3 separate regions of the Homo sapiens genome follow, and all the other regions are linked to region 2. Evidence: chromatin contacts called from ENCODE Hi-C data. All regions are on one chromosome and are shown on one strand. Each heading gives the region's core, a stretch centred on a gene start or an enhancer-like site at or near the end of the contact. The rest is flanking DNA. Distances are from core to core; before and after follow the strand shown.

What was found. Hi-C counts contacts between places; a loop is a spot of excess contacts on that map. Pooled maps may share reads with other maps.
Region 1: a loop to region 2 is called in a map of CD8-positive, alpha-beta T cell, with 12 times the contacts of the local background. The contact joins the promoter of ACSL1 here to the promoter of TRAPPC11 in region 2. A Hi-C loop is called at or near these places in 3 of 168 maps with a recorded cell type or tissue (CD4-positive, alpha-beta T cell, CD8-positive, alpha-beta T cell and naive thymus-derived CD4-positive, alpha-beta T cell), 1 of 37 single-sample maps with no recorded cell type and 12 of 50 pooled maps.
Region 3: a loop to region 2 is called in a map of naive thymus-derived CD4-positive, alpha-beta T cell, with 29 times the contacts of the local background. The contact joins the promoter of UFSP2 here to the promoter of TRAPPC11 in region 2. A Hi-C loop is called at or near these places in 3 of 168 maps with a recorded cell type or tissue (naive thymus-derived CD4-positive, alpha-beta T cell and posterior vena cava) and 8 of 50 pooled maps.

What each region holds. Positions count from the first base shown.
Region 1 is chr4:184,823,511-184,828,463 of GRCh38, forward strand. It overlaps ACSL1 (acyl-CoA synthetase long chain family member 1), which reads right to left and starts at 2,458. Exons shown (of 21, transcript NM_001995.5): 1 at 2,406-2,458. It overlaps LOC105377587 (a long non-coding RNA gene), which reads left to right and starts at 2,661. Exons shown (of 3, transcript XR_939564.4): 1 at 2,661-3,461. RefSeq lists enhancers at 1,707-1,776, 3,027-3,530, 3,137-3,186, 3,357-3,636 and a silencer at 1,947-2,906.
Region 2 is chr4:183,657,001-183,661,266 of GRCh38, forward strand. TRAPPC11 (trafficking protein particle complex subunit 11) reads left to right here and starts at 2,293. Exons shown (of 30, transcript NM_021942.6): 1 at 2,293-2,447. RWDD4 (RWD domain containing 4) reads right to left here and starts at 2,185. Exons shown (of 8, transcript NM_152682.4): 1 at 1,929-2,185. The coding sequence starts at 1,952. RefSeq lists enhancers at 1,392-2,180, 2,095-2,224, 2,181-2,968 and silencers at 1,700-1,920, 1,735-1,944, 2,315-2,604.
Region 3 is chr4:185,424,596-185,429,144 of GRCh38, forward strand. It overlaps UFSP2 (UFM1 specific peptidase 2), which reads right to left and starts at 1,369. Exons shown (of 12, transcript NM_018359.5): 1 at 1,271-1,369. The coding sequence starts at 1,273. CFAP96 (cilia and flagella associated protein 96) reads left to right here and starts at 1,659. Exons shown (of 8, transcript NM_001114357.3): 1 at 1,659-1,801. RefSeq lists enhancers at 1,133-1,242, 1,313-1,672.

The DNA of each region.
Region 1 (4,953 bases), core at 1,208-3,707, 1.2 Mb after region 2:
TCTTGCTATTTCCAGACAAGTGAAACTGGAAGGGAGAGAGGAGAAATACCCAGTTATAATGACAAGACAACCTTATCTTTTCTCAAAAGCCTCCCCAAACACACAACCATTTTCCACAAAACAGTTACATCAAAAAAGATGTAGCAAGACCTAGACATTAAGCATGCTAGAAAGTAGGGACAGTTTTACCAGTGTTTGTGGCAGCAACTCTGAGATAGTCATTTTACATCAAATGCTAAATGTCAATGCATAAGAAATTTCAGTTTGTGGTAAGCCCTGGGTTATATATAATGGCAACAAGAGAAAACTATCACATAATCTGAATTACGTTCATTTTTCTGCATACACCATGCATGCTGGTACACTTTCAGTTAGCCTAAACTTCACCCAAAAGTAGAGGTGGCTATGAAAACTCTACCTGCATGGTATAAATAGATACCTAACCCTACATGCATGGGTCACTTGTATCTACCTCCTAAATACCAAAAACTTAGAAGCCCAGATTTCTTTTCAGTCAGGCTGCCTGCGATAACAATAAAAATACTGCCAAAATAGGAACAACAGAGACAGGAAGGAAATATGCCAAAATGCTTATAATTGTGGGGAAGGGTAATTTTTTGTTTTGTTTTGTTTTTTACAGAGTCCTGCTCTGTTGCCCAGTCTGGAGTGCAGTGGCGGGATCTCAGCTCATCACAACTTCTGCCTCCTGAGTTCAAGCGATTCTCCTGGCTCAGCCTCTCGAGTAGCTGGGACTAGAGATGCATGCCACCACGCCTGGCTAATTATTTGTATTTTTAGTAGAGATAGGGTTTCTCCATGTTGGTCAGGCTGGTCTCGAACTCCTGACCTCAAATGATCTGCCCGCCTCGGTCTCCCAAAGTGCTGGGATTACAGTGAGCCACCACGCCTGTCTGGGTAATTTTTTTTTAAGTATTCTGTTTACAGTAAATTCAGAAAACAGAAGTCTTTAATATGTCTGTTTTAAAGGGGAGAGGTATAAGGTGTGCGGCTAACAAGTTTATTTTTCTAGTCGCAGAATTTGGACTCGTGAAAGATTTTAGTCTAATGCAGTTTGTTCACAAATATAAGGAGGGGGGCCTCAGACTAGGGAGGTGTTTTCCGAGTTGAGTCAGAACAAGAAAGTAAGTCTCCCAAGACCTGGTCCTTTTCCACTATATCACACTGCACTGTCTGGCTCCAATCTGATGGCGAGCAATGGTTCCTTAAAAAGCTCCATCTTCTCAAGCCTACCCAGCACAGACCTACAACTCAAACTTTAAGTTTTAGCCAGCCTAACCTTCCACGTCCACTTGAAAAAAGAAAAAAAAGAAAGAAACAATCAACCGGAAGCCTTTGATTTTTTTGCTAGCAAGAAGCCAATAATTGTTTTCTTTGGGACAATCACAGGTTAAGTTGTGAAATGGGTGGCAGAAACTGCAAGATTTAACCAGTTTCTCTCAACGCTAATCAAAGGTCAAGAAAATAAAAGACAGGGCAGTGAGAGTCGCGGGACTTTAGACACTCCTGCACCAAGAAGCTTAAAAGTCTTAGCCAGGGCACTAGAGAACGCTTTTAGAATGGTCACTCTTAATTATGCTCCATAACCTTGAAATTGGACTGAGTGGGGAAGGGGTTTCCACACTCTCACAACGCACCGACTGGGGGAACGCCTGTCCCCAGACTCGAATCCACGTGTCCATTCAAGTCATCTACCGCCACTCTCCGTCTACGCTGCCAGGTGACAGACATCATCTTTGCTTCTCAATTTCAAAAAATGCCAGCACTCCTTAGATCAATGACTCCACGGCCAAGTGCAAGGGCCACGGGCACTCCTCTGGAGTCACCGAGAGAATGTCTGCCTCTGGCAGCGGCCTCTGAGCTGCCTGTGGGCCTCGTGCCGCCGCGCTGCGTGGGGCCGGCATCTCAGCGGGCGCGAGTGCAGTCTCGCCCCACGCGCGGTCCGAACGCCCGCGAGCCCGGCCTCTGGGCAGGCGGGGGCCGCGGACGAGGGCAACGTCAGCGGCCCAGCTGGGCCACCTCCTCCCAGCCGAAGCGCGGCCTCCGGCTGCTTCGCCGGGCCGGTCCCCGCCGCCGCACACACAAGGGTCGGTCCCGCGCGCATCCCCGGCCGCGCACCAGCCCCGCGCCCGCGCCGCCCGCGACTCAGACACAGGAAGCTGCGGCAGCACGGGCACCCCGGAGGCCTCCGGCTGCCGAGGGAAGCGGGGCCGCGGGCAGGAGGCCGGAAAGGCGGCGCGGCCCCACGAGCCTGGGGTGGCTCACGCGCCTCCGCGGCGGCCGCTGCTCCGGGCTCGGCCCTGAAGGGCAACGTCAGCCGGCGCCTCGGCCGGGGCCCGGGCACCGCCGCGGGAGCAGGCGCGGCTCCGCACGGCGGGCGCACTCACCTCCTCCGTGGACCGGCCGCTCCGCCGCCGGCTGTCACTGCAGCCCACTCCCTGCCCCGCGCCGGCTCTGGATGCTATTTAAGGCGCCGCTGGCGCCGCCGCCTCGGCCCGCTGGTTGCGCCCCCGCCACCGCCGCGGCTGAGCCAGGATGCTGCTGGTGCGCTCGCCGCGCCGGCCCCGCCCTCCCGCGGCCCCGCCCCGCCCGCAGGCCCCGCCCCCGGCAGGCCCCGCCCCGCCGAGCGCCCGGCCGCCCTCCTGTCTGGGCGCGCGTGGCTGGCGGGTGGCCGGCGGTCGAGAGGCTGCGGCGGGCGAACGCCGCTGGAGTCGCCCAGACTGCCTCGGATTTCATAATGAATCTGAGGAAGGACAAAGGGTACATTGGACCGCCTCAGCTCAGAGGCCCCGCGGACCCTGGGCCCCGCGATGCCCGAGGGGCGGGCGGCGCCCTCCGGATCCTGCACCCTCAGCCCGTGCCCCGCTGGCCTCCTGGCAGGCCGGGCAGAATTCTGCTGCGAGGGCCCTGGAGGCAAGGGCCTTCCTCTCCGTTTTTCCTTGACACTGACGGGCGCGGCCCCACAGGGTTTCCCCCACGCTCCCTGGCCGGAAGACCTTTTCTGTCTGGTGTCTGCAGAGCCTGACGTGGGCAGCGCCCGCAGCTCGCGCCGGTGCAGGGGAGCTGAGGGCCGACTGCGCGCTGCACCACGGCGGCCACCTGCTGTGCGGTTCTGAGGGCTTCCGCGGTTCTGAGGGCTTCCGCGTCCCTGCCATGCCCATCTTGGGGCTTCAGAAGCCAACACGATGGTTTTCGGGCTCACATCCCAAAGGCTGCTCTTCCTTTTAGCACCTGGGACCTACCAGGAACCTCAACCTCTAACAACATTGGTCCCCGTTACCGTGGAGTTTGCGCCCAGCGTTCGCTGGAGGGCCGTTTGAAGAATGATTGTTGTCGTAAAGGCCTTTGATAATAATAGATACTGTTTACCCAGTGCTTGATGCCAGGCATTGCTACAAACACTGCGTACACATTATTCTATTTAATCTTCATAACCCAGTGAGGTAGGTACTGTCATTACTGTCCTTTCACAGAAGAGGAAGCTGGGGCACAGAGGTTAAATGCTAGTGAGAGCAGTACCACACTTGGCACTCAGGCTGCCCCCAGAGTGTGGGCACAACCAACGCAGGGCTATGCCTGGGCTGCAGGCAGGGGAAACTGACCGTGGTTCGCTCCAGGCCTCAGCCACACTGCAGTTCACTCCCACAAATAACTGAAGGACTTTCCCTGGGTGTCTCCCACAGTGTGCTGGGCGCAGTGGTGCAGTGGGGTGAGGACAACGCACACACCAGCAACCTCTCTAGCAGCTCAGTCCTTTTAGATCTCCATCTTCCAGATCTAGAAAAAATGGACTCCACGTTCGTTTTCACTGGTTCCCGCTTGGCTAATCCCTGGTTTTTCTGTCCAGATCTCGCCTCCCCATCCGTGATTTTGTCATCTTTGCCTCTCCTTTTTCCTCTTCTCCAACCGGTCCCTCAGCCCCAGAACCTCTGCAGGCACCTCCCAAGTTCTGTGGTCTATTGTTTTCAAGGGCTGCTGGAACGAAGTACCACACACTAAGTGGCTTCAACAACCGAAATGTATGGTCTGTCCTGGTTCTGGAGACTAGAAGTACAAAATCACGGCGTGGGAGGGCTGGCTGCTTCCGAGGCCCATGAAAGAGCATGTGTGCCCGGCCACTCTGACTTGCAGATGCCCATCTTCTCCCTATGTCTCCTCACACCATCTTCCCTGTGGTGTGTGTGTGCAAATCCCTTCTTTCTATAAGGACACCAGTCATACTGGACTAGGGCCCACCCGAATTGCCTCATTTTAACTTGATGACCTCTGTAATCATGAGGTAATGTCCAAGTAAGGTCCCATTCTAAGATACCTGAATGCCCAGGCACGGTGGTTCATGCCTGTAATCCCAGCACTTTGGGAGGCCGAGGCAGGCAGATCAACTGAGGTCAGGAGTTCAAGACCAGCCTGGCCAACATGGTGAAACCCTGTCTCTACTAAAAATAAAAAAATTAGCGGGGCATGGTGGTGCGTACCTGTAGTCCCAGCTACTCGGGAGGCTGAGGCAGAAGAATTGTTTGAACCCAGGGAGGTGGAGGTTGCAATGAGCCAAGATCACGCCACTGCATTCCAGCCTGGGAGACAGAGCAAGACTCTGTCTCAAAACAACAACAACAACAACAACAAACCCCTGAACATATGAACTTGGGGAATGTGGGGGTGACAATTCAACCCGTAACATGTGGATGGTCGTCACTGGCTGTCTCACCTTACGTCTTCTCCTCAAGACACTTTTCTTTTAAACTGGGTGCCTCTCCCTGGGCTCTAGCCCTTAATGAGGTGATTTCCAACTCAAGGCTGGGAAAGGCACACAACCCAGTATCAGACCTGAGTTCACACTCCTTCTGGCAGGAACTTCTAGGTGACATTGGGAAGCAACTTCATTCCTTAGAACCTAGATTTCTCCTCAGGCTATAAGGGGGCTTGGCTAAATAA
Region 2 (4,266 bases), core at 1,043-3,542:
GGGCTACAGAGCGAGGCTCCGTCTCAAAAATAGCAACAACAACAGCAAAAAGACATTGTTGAAGAAACAGTGTGTGAGGAACTGGGACATTAAGGAGTAGACCCTAAGACCTAGTAAGTATATGAAAAACAAGATATACCCTTCTTAGATAGGGAAACTTGATTGGCACAATGAAGAAAGGCATAAAACACCGACTATATAGATTTCAGCCAGGCTCCACAGGTTTCTCTTGCTACCTTTACAGAAAAAACAAAAAAAAACAAAATACAGAAATTCAAGCCGGATTCAAGAATAACTAAGATTAGATTGGAACAAAAACCTTACTCAAGATATAGTACTACTCCTTCTGTCCCTAATCCTTTCCCATATTTTAATTTATGACTTGGACAGGTACAAAAATAGGAGGCAAGTTTATTAAATTTGTGGATGACAATTTGTTGGGACAGTGAATAATGCTGATGGCTGAATAAGAATCCAAAAAGTCTTTGAAAAGCAAGCTAATGATGAAATTTAGCAGGGTAAGTAGAACTTGTATCAATACTCAGATACCTAAATGTAGAAGTTGAAGATGAAAGACAAATTGCTTTGTATAAAGCACTTAAAAGATTTCAGTTGACAGTAAATTTAACTAGACAAAACAGCAAGATGCCACAATTTTGAAACAGGACATTTAAAAAATTAAAATCTGTCCACAAACACGTGATTCCAGGATAGTGAAGAGATTAACAAAGAATGGATATATGAAGACAAGCTAAAAGGAACCACTTCCTCAGAGAAGGTCTGAGAAACTGGGCAGGAAACTATCTTCAAAGATCAGAACATCGGTCATCTGAAAGAAGAATGAAATTTTCTTGTTAAACTGGAGATTCCTGGGCCCACCACAGAAATTCTGATTCAGTAGGTCTGGGGTGGAGTGCACGCATCTGTTTTCTAGCAACCATCTAAATGGTTCTAAGGTAGGGGACTATGGTCCAACTCTGAGAAACATTACACTGTATGTTCTTTGCTTTGCAGGGAGAAGAAGCTATTAACGCATTCACTTAGAAATTCACCCGGCAAGAATATTTTAGAAGAGATTCAGATATCAACTAGCTAGCTTGTTGGACTTTGGGTCCTTTAAAGGTTAACTTCCAATCCAGAGATTCTATTACATTTATCATGTAAAAGTAGTAAGTTTCAAGCATTATACTTTAAATTAACAGTGAACTTATCTACCACCCAATAAGACCTGGTTTCTAGTCCCGATTCTACCACGTACTTACTGTGCAGCCCTGCGGCTATCATCGACCCACCTATCAAAGTTAGAAGGTTCCCCTACAGATGGCCCGTAGCACCCACCCCCCAACTCTAATATTATATGATTCAATGTCAAAATGGCATCTCACAAGGAAATATTTGAGCATAAACCATAAATTCAGGTGGTACATGAATGCTCAAAACAGACAGATGGGTAAAAGATTTCCCCAAACAATATGGACAGAAACTCAGATGCACCACCAGTGTCATTTTCTTCCATGAGAAATGTAACTAACTCAATTAGCCCTCTACTAGCCAAGAGATTTAAAGATGACCAGACTAAAATTTAAAGGTGATCAGCCTAACTCAGTAAACAGGCACTGAACACATGGGATTCAAGGAGAGCCAAGAGCACTGGATCGTGCACCAAGGACGCTCATCCCTGTTATTAAGTAACCAGGGGAGACTCCCGGATTTGCAAAAATGAAAAATGAGGGGGGAAGAGTGGCAGAGGCGGACTCCTGGCCATTCACGCGCGCTTGGGTGGGACGCCGGTGAACTCGGGGCACCCCGGCCGGCTCCGAGGGCACAGGGCACGTGCCGGGCAGGCTGTCCGGGCACCAGGTCTCACGGGGGCCCGGGGCTGCGCGCCGCGCCCGCGCTGGGAGAGGGCCCTGAGCCGGGGGGCTCACCTCCTGGTCCTCGTTGGCACTCATCGCGCCGGTCGCGGGGCGCCTCCTGAGCGGACGGCGTTCGCAACAACGAAGAGAAAGCGAAGGCAGCGGCCCAGAGGCCGGGCGTCCCCCTTTCGCGCCTCGGCTGTGGGGGCGGCACAGTCTTGGCACTGGCAGACGCCAACTGCGCGCGCCCCGAGCCTCGGCAGCGCCCAGCCGCCGGCAGTGGGCTGTGGGCTACGAGCCGGAGCCGCGGCTGGTGGGGCCTGGGAAGTGCAGCGTCTCCCTGACGCTTGGAGGAGCGGCGTAAAGTTCCGGGACAGCGATTGGTGTAGAGCGCGGTCACTCAGGCCCAGAAAGTGCTTCCTGTGCCGGGGGAGGTGGGTACAGGGAAGTCTCGCCTGTTGGAACTGGCTGTGGGGCTGCGGCGGTGGGGACGGGCCACGGCGTTCTGTGACATCCCCCCGCCTCCCCTCGTCTTCTCCCGGCTGGCGGCGACCGGCCTCAGCTGCAGCGGGCCCGGGGCGTGGGGCCTGGGTGAGTCCGGGCCCGGAGACCCGCGGGGCCAGGCGGGACCGCCGAGGAAGAGAGCTAGCTCTTAACAATGCTGGTTTGGGGGCCTGCGTTTTGCAATCCCATCGACGGGTGCAATCCTGGCACTTCTCTTTTAGACCCGAGGAAAGACGCACCCGTTTCTAGGGCCTCCCAGGTTTAAGACGGGGGAATAAGAGGAGGAAGATATCTGCCTTTAGGGACTGCAAGGTTATTTCTCTACCTTTCCTCACTGGAGCTACCAGAACAGATACTGGGACCATGGGGACGGTGTTTCTCCTACGTTGGATTGTTGCTTCTCATCTTTAACATCGAAACATCATTTCGTCCCCACACTGTCGTTCCTCTTTTGTTCGTTTTGTAGTTGAACATCTCTGAATCCCATTCTTAGCAGCCTTGTGTCCTAACACCCTGAACTTCCAGTTAGTTAAAAGAAAAAAAAAGTAACCACATTAGGTTTTGGGGTTTTTTTAGTTGCCAATTTGATTGGGTCACCTTTCTTATCTTTCACGCTAGTTTCCAGTTTACTTCCCTTGCATTACTTGATCTCCCATCCATTATTCACCTTCTATAGCTGCGCCTCCTTTCGTGTATAGTTTCGTTGGTTGCTCCATTGGATATCTGAAAATTTCTCCTTCCAGCCTGTCATTGAAATCCATTCGATCTGCGCCTGTGCGTTATCGGGGTTCTCATTCAAATTCCTTTGCTGCAGAATAAGCACGACCATTTCAGGTGACATAGGAGAATGTGGCAAGACTTTCTGATACAATTTTCGTGCAGCAATTTTGGGACACATTTCCCATAATTTAGATCTCTGCTGTCCAGTTCTGTAGCCAGTAGCTACATCAGGCATTTGAAATAGGCTAGTCTGAATTGAGATGTGCTGTGAGTGTGAAATACACACCAGATTTTGAAGACTCAGTACAAAAAAAGGTAAAATATGTCATTAATAACTTTTATATTATTGTCAGTATGATAATATTTTGGACATACTGTACTGCGTTAAATTGAATATTAAAATGAATTCCATCCACGTTTTACTTTTTAATATGACTGCTAGAAATTTTTAATTTATTTATGTGACTTGTATTTCTATTGGATGACAGTCATTTTTAGTTCCTCTTATTTCAACTCCATATTTAAAGACCACAGCTATGTCTTTTGGGCCTCTGGAGTTATTACAGGAAATGGCCTCTAGTCTAGACTCGTTCATATTAAGCAAAGGGGCCCGTATTGTATTTTGGTCACTTGTTTTTTGTTGTTGTTGTTGAGACGGAGTCTTGCTCTGTTGCCCAGGCTGGAGTGCAGTGGTGCGATCTCGGCTCACTGAAATCTCCGCCTCCCGGGTTCAAGCCATTCTCCTGCCTCAGCCTCCCGAGTAGCTGGGACTATAGGCACGCATCACCATGCCCGGCTAATTTTTGTATTTTTAGTAGAGACGGGGTTTCACCCTATTGGCCAGGCTGGTTTTGAACCGTTGACCTCGTGAATCGCCCGCCTTGGCCTCCCAAAGTGCTGGGATTACAGGCGTGAGCCGCTGTACCCAGCCTGGTCACCCCTTTTTAATTTTCATTCCTACATTACCCAGAACTAGACTGTTTCTTTCTCTGAACATGCAATCCTTTGCCCTCATAACTTAATCCTGTCCTAAAAATATTTAAACAATTCTAAAACAATCTGTTGTAGACATTTCTGGCAAGCTTTGCAAATCATTTATTGAATACCTGTTGTTCTTTCAGTATGTAAACATGAGAAGACTAATAGTCTTTCCTAAATTAACCTTTCAGTTGAAAATATTCCATGT
Region 3 (4,549 bases), core at 119-2,618, 1.8 Mb after region 2:
GTTGTTCATCACAGAAAAATAAATGGAAACCACTTAAATAGCTATTAATAAGAAATCAGTTAAATAAAGAATACTACCAAACAAACTAGTATGTACCCATTTAAATAAAAAATATTTAAAGATACTGAAGATAAAAGTTAGACAGGAAAGAACAAATTTTAACTCTGCTACTTACTGTACAATTTTACACAATTTAACTTATCACTTAAGTCTGTTTCTCTTCTGTAAAACTGGAAAAATACACAACTTCCCAGGGTTGTTATGAAGATTCCACAAGACATCATTCATAAAAGCACTAGTCTTCCTAGACTTCCGAATTAGCTGAGATACTCTCTGAAGAAATAATACTGAGGCTGAGATCTGAAGGGTGAGTGAAGGTGCAATAGCCCATTCCAGGCAGGGCCATCGATGAGTGAAGATCTGCTTAAAAGACCACTTAGGTGACTACCCCAGATGGATAGATCTCAAGGCCAAGGATGGTAAGAGTGGCGACAGTGACAACAGACAGACATTTAGAAGTAGCATCTATAGGACTTGATTATTGACTGCATGTCGGGGAGTTGAGAAGAGGGAGATGTCAAGGATGATTTCCAGGTTTTGGGCAGGCACAACAGGATGTATGGTGGTGCCATCTACAGAGTTGGGGGTTCCTGGAGGAAGAGCAGGTGTGGGCTGTGGGGAAGTGGAAATGCTCAGTTTGGAACTTGCTGAGCTTGAAATACATATGAGCTATCCAAGTGGAGGCACGGTTAGCAGATTTGTGGGTCTGGAGCTCAGAAGAAAGGTCTAACTTAGAGATAAAATTTTAGGAGAACGCATAGGGTGTAAAGCGTCCCTGAAGAGCACCACCATTTAGGATAGGGATTGGAGAACCTTGCTGAGCAATGAGACAGGAGAGAAACCAGGGGAGGGAAATACCACGGGAACTAGGGGAATATAATATCCGAAGAAAGTTGCGCCTGTCCCAGGTTAAGCCCTTCTTGCAAGGCTTCAAAAACGCCGAAGTCTCTCAAAATACTTTCACACAGAGAAGTAGCAGGGGGTGCGTGTCCAAGGTGGCCGAGGCGGGGTGCACACTTGTGTAGGGCACTTTCCCCCCGGCCCAGCGCGGAGACAGGCGAACTGGAGAGCCGCCCTGCCCACGCAGCTCGCAGCTGCCATCTTGGACCCCGGCAGGACCAGCTCCTTTCAGGCGCTGTGAAGCCCGCTCGTGGCGGCTGCCAAAGTCCGGGGAAAAACACAGGGGTCGGTGACGAGCAGAGATACTCACCATGTCCGCGACGTGGCGGTGACACGGGCGCTGACGCCTGCCCAAAAGTTCCGGGGGCCGGCCCTGAAGTGGTGTCACCGCACGGCCCAGGGGCGGGGCCCGGGCGGACCAACTACAACTCCCGACATGCTCGGCGGCATGACGTCACGGAGCGTACCACACCGCAGTCCCTCGCGGACGGCGAGGCGGGGCGGGTAGCCGAAGACTTATGTTTGGTAAATTCTATTAGTTAAGTCTTTTCTGTCCTACAGAAGCTCACACATCCTTCTGTGTGTTCTTCGATGCGGATTCGAATCTCCTCGTATCCTCCCACAGCGTGCTTGGAATGGATTCTCCCGTACCCGGGGCAACACATCACACAATAAACGCCAGCTGTGGTGGAACGTGCAGAGGCGCTGCGCAGCCCAGGCGTGTCGCGCGCTTGGGAACCCTCGCCGCTCCCGCAGCGCAGTTAACGTGGACAAGCTGGGGCAACCTGGACGAGCTGGGGCAACCTGATCTCGGCTGTCGGAGTGGGTGTCCTCAAGAAAGGTGACTTGGTCCTCGCGGACGCCAGGTGTTGCCCCTTAGATACCTGCCACCTCCCAGCCTCCGTTTCCTCTCTGGGAAACAGACTCCTCATCACCTCCTCCAGTTTTCTGCCCCTTCTTCACCTCTCCTGACGCTCCATCCGTACCTTTTGCAAGGGAACGTGCCATAATTCGGCTATGCTCTATTTTCTTGTCTAATAGATTGTAAGCTCCTTGCGGGCAGCATCTATGCCTTCTTAAATCTGTTTCTAGTTTCTACCAGCAAGCTTGCCCCGAAGGGGATTGCAGAATATCTGTTAAATAAGTGAATGAATAATTTTGTAAATGTTGCTCAATAAGAGTTAAGTAGTGGCGGGCCGGGCGCGGTGGCTGACGCCTGTAATCCCAGCACTTTGGGAGGCCAAGGCAGACGCATCACCTGCGCTCACGAGTTCGAGGCCAGCCTGGGCAAAATGGTGAAACCCCTGTCTCTACTAAAAATACCAAAAAAAAAAAAAAAAAAAAAAAAAAAAAAAAAAAATAGCCGGGCATGGTGGCGGGTGCTTGTAGTCCCAGCTACTCGGGAGGCTGAGACAGGAGAATCGCTTGAACCCGGGAGGCGGAGGCTGCAGAGAGCCAAGACAGCTCCACTGCACTCCTAGCCTGGGCAACAGAGAGAGACTCCGTCTCAAAAAAAAAAAAAAATTAATAAGAAAAAAGTTAAGTGATGGGAAAGTTCTAGGCAAGAATTTCTTCCCTCCCTCCTCCCTGGCTCGCTTGTGTGCCGGGAGCTGCGCAGATGCGGGGATACCGTGAGAGGGAGGAACCTGTCTCAGCTCCTGCCCTTGTGCCGTGGAGCTTTGAAATATAAGGTAAATGAAAGTACTAAATCTTGACTGAAGTTTGGTTTTAAAGCATCTCTGATTAATGGAAGAGGTAGGATGTGGGGAAGGGCGTTGTATTTAGTTATGTTTCAGTTTAAAATGAATCTTCACTTGCCCCTTTGGTGTTACGTATTAGCAATGATTCATGCTCAGGTGAGCCAGTTTCAGGCAGGCTTGCAGAGAGGCACTCAAACAGCTTGCTTTAAATTTAAGGTAAAAGGCCGGGCGCGGTGGCTCACGCCTGAAATCCCAGCACTTTAGGAGGCCGAGGCAGGTGAATCACTTGAGGTCAGGAGTTTGAGACCAGCCTGACCAACATGGTGAAACCCCGTTTCTACTAAAAATACAAAAATCAGCCGGGCGTGGTGGCAGGTGCCCGTAGTCCCAGCTACCTGGGAGGCTGCGGCAGGAGAATTCCTTGAACCCAGGAGGCGGAGGTTGCAGTGAGCTGAGATAGCGCCTCTGCATTCCAGCCTGGGCGACAGAGCGAGACTCCATCTTAATAAGCAAAGAAATAAATAAATTTAAGGTAAAAGGTTCTTACCAGCCGGGCGCGGTGGCCCACTCCTGTAATCCCAGCACTTTGGGAAGCCGAGGCAGGTGGATCACCTGAGGTCAGGAGTTCAAGACCAGCCTGGCCAACATGGTGAAACCCCGTCTCTACTAAAAAATACAAAGTTAGCTGGGCGTGGTGGCAGACGCCTGTAATCCCAGCTACTTGGGAGGCTGAGGCAGAAGAATCGCTTGAACCTGGGAAGCGGAGGTTGCAGTGAGCCGAGATCGCGCTATTGCACTCCATCCTGGGCTACAAGAGCGAAACTCTGTCTCAAAAAAAAAAAAAAAATGGTTCTTACTTTGGATTACAAACTGTGAGGACTAACCCAATGTTTGTTTTCTTCACTTATGTATGCCCAGTGCTTAGCTCATAATTGGTGCTTTAAAAACTTTAGAATGGGATAGAGGTAAGTATTCTTAGCTCCTTGGGCCTCTTCCTTTTTAAAAATAACATGTCTACTATTAGAAATTAATTTCTGGCCGGGCGCGGTGGCTCATGCCTGTAATCCCAGCGCTTTGGGAGGCCGAGGTGGGTGGATCACTTGAGGCCAGGAGTTCGAGACCAGCCTGGCCAACATAGTTAAACCCTGTCTCTACTAAAAATACAAAAACAGCTGGGCATGGTGGCGCGTGTCTGTAATCCAGCTACTCAGGTGGCTGAGGCAGGAGAATCGCTTGAACCTGGGAGGCGGAGGTTATAGTGAGCCAAGAACATGCCACTGCACTCCAGCCTGGGACTGTCTAAAAAAAAAAAAAACAACAACAACAACAAAAAAAAAAGAGACTCTGTCTTAAAACAATTAATTTCTAAATAAAGAGTTGCATGTTTAATATTTCACCTTTGTTTGAAGTGGTCATTTCCAAAGAAAGCTCAGAGTTGAAGTATACCTGTTAACAAATACTCAGAATTCATTGTAGAATTTTTGTTTTTGTTCTCGTTTTTATCTTGCCTAAATAATTGTTCTCTTCCCCATTCCCTTTATAATTTTGCCAGTGACACACTTATTATGTTTATTTAAACTTGAAAAAAACCTCAAGAGTTGTAGGGTAATACCTCAATGTGTTGTACATCCTGAAAAGCTGTTATATTTTCAACATAAGGGACAATGCAGGATGCTGAAATCATTGTATTTAAACTGTAAAAATGTCTGCCTTATATAATTATGATTTTAAAATCTACCCTGAACTTCTCAAAAGAAGGATTTGTTTATAATACACCGTACAGTAATAATTTTATCATTTCCAACAGATAAATGGCAGTGTAATCGATGAGATCTTGTACATTCCTTTGTAATTTGTGAGCACTTCATACGGAGAGTCAAGGGGGAGGG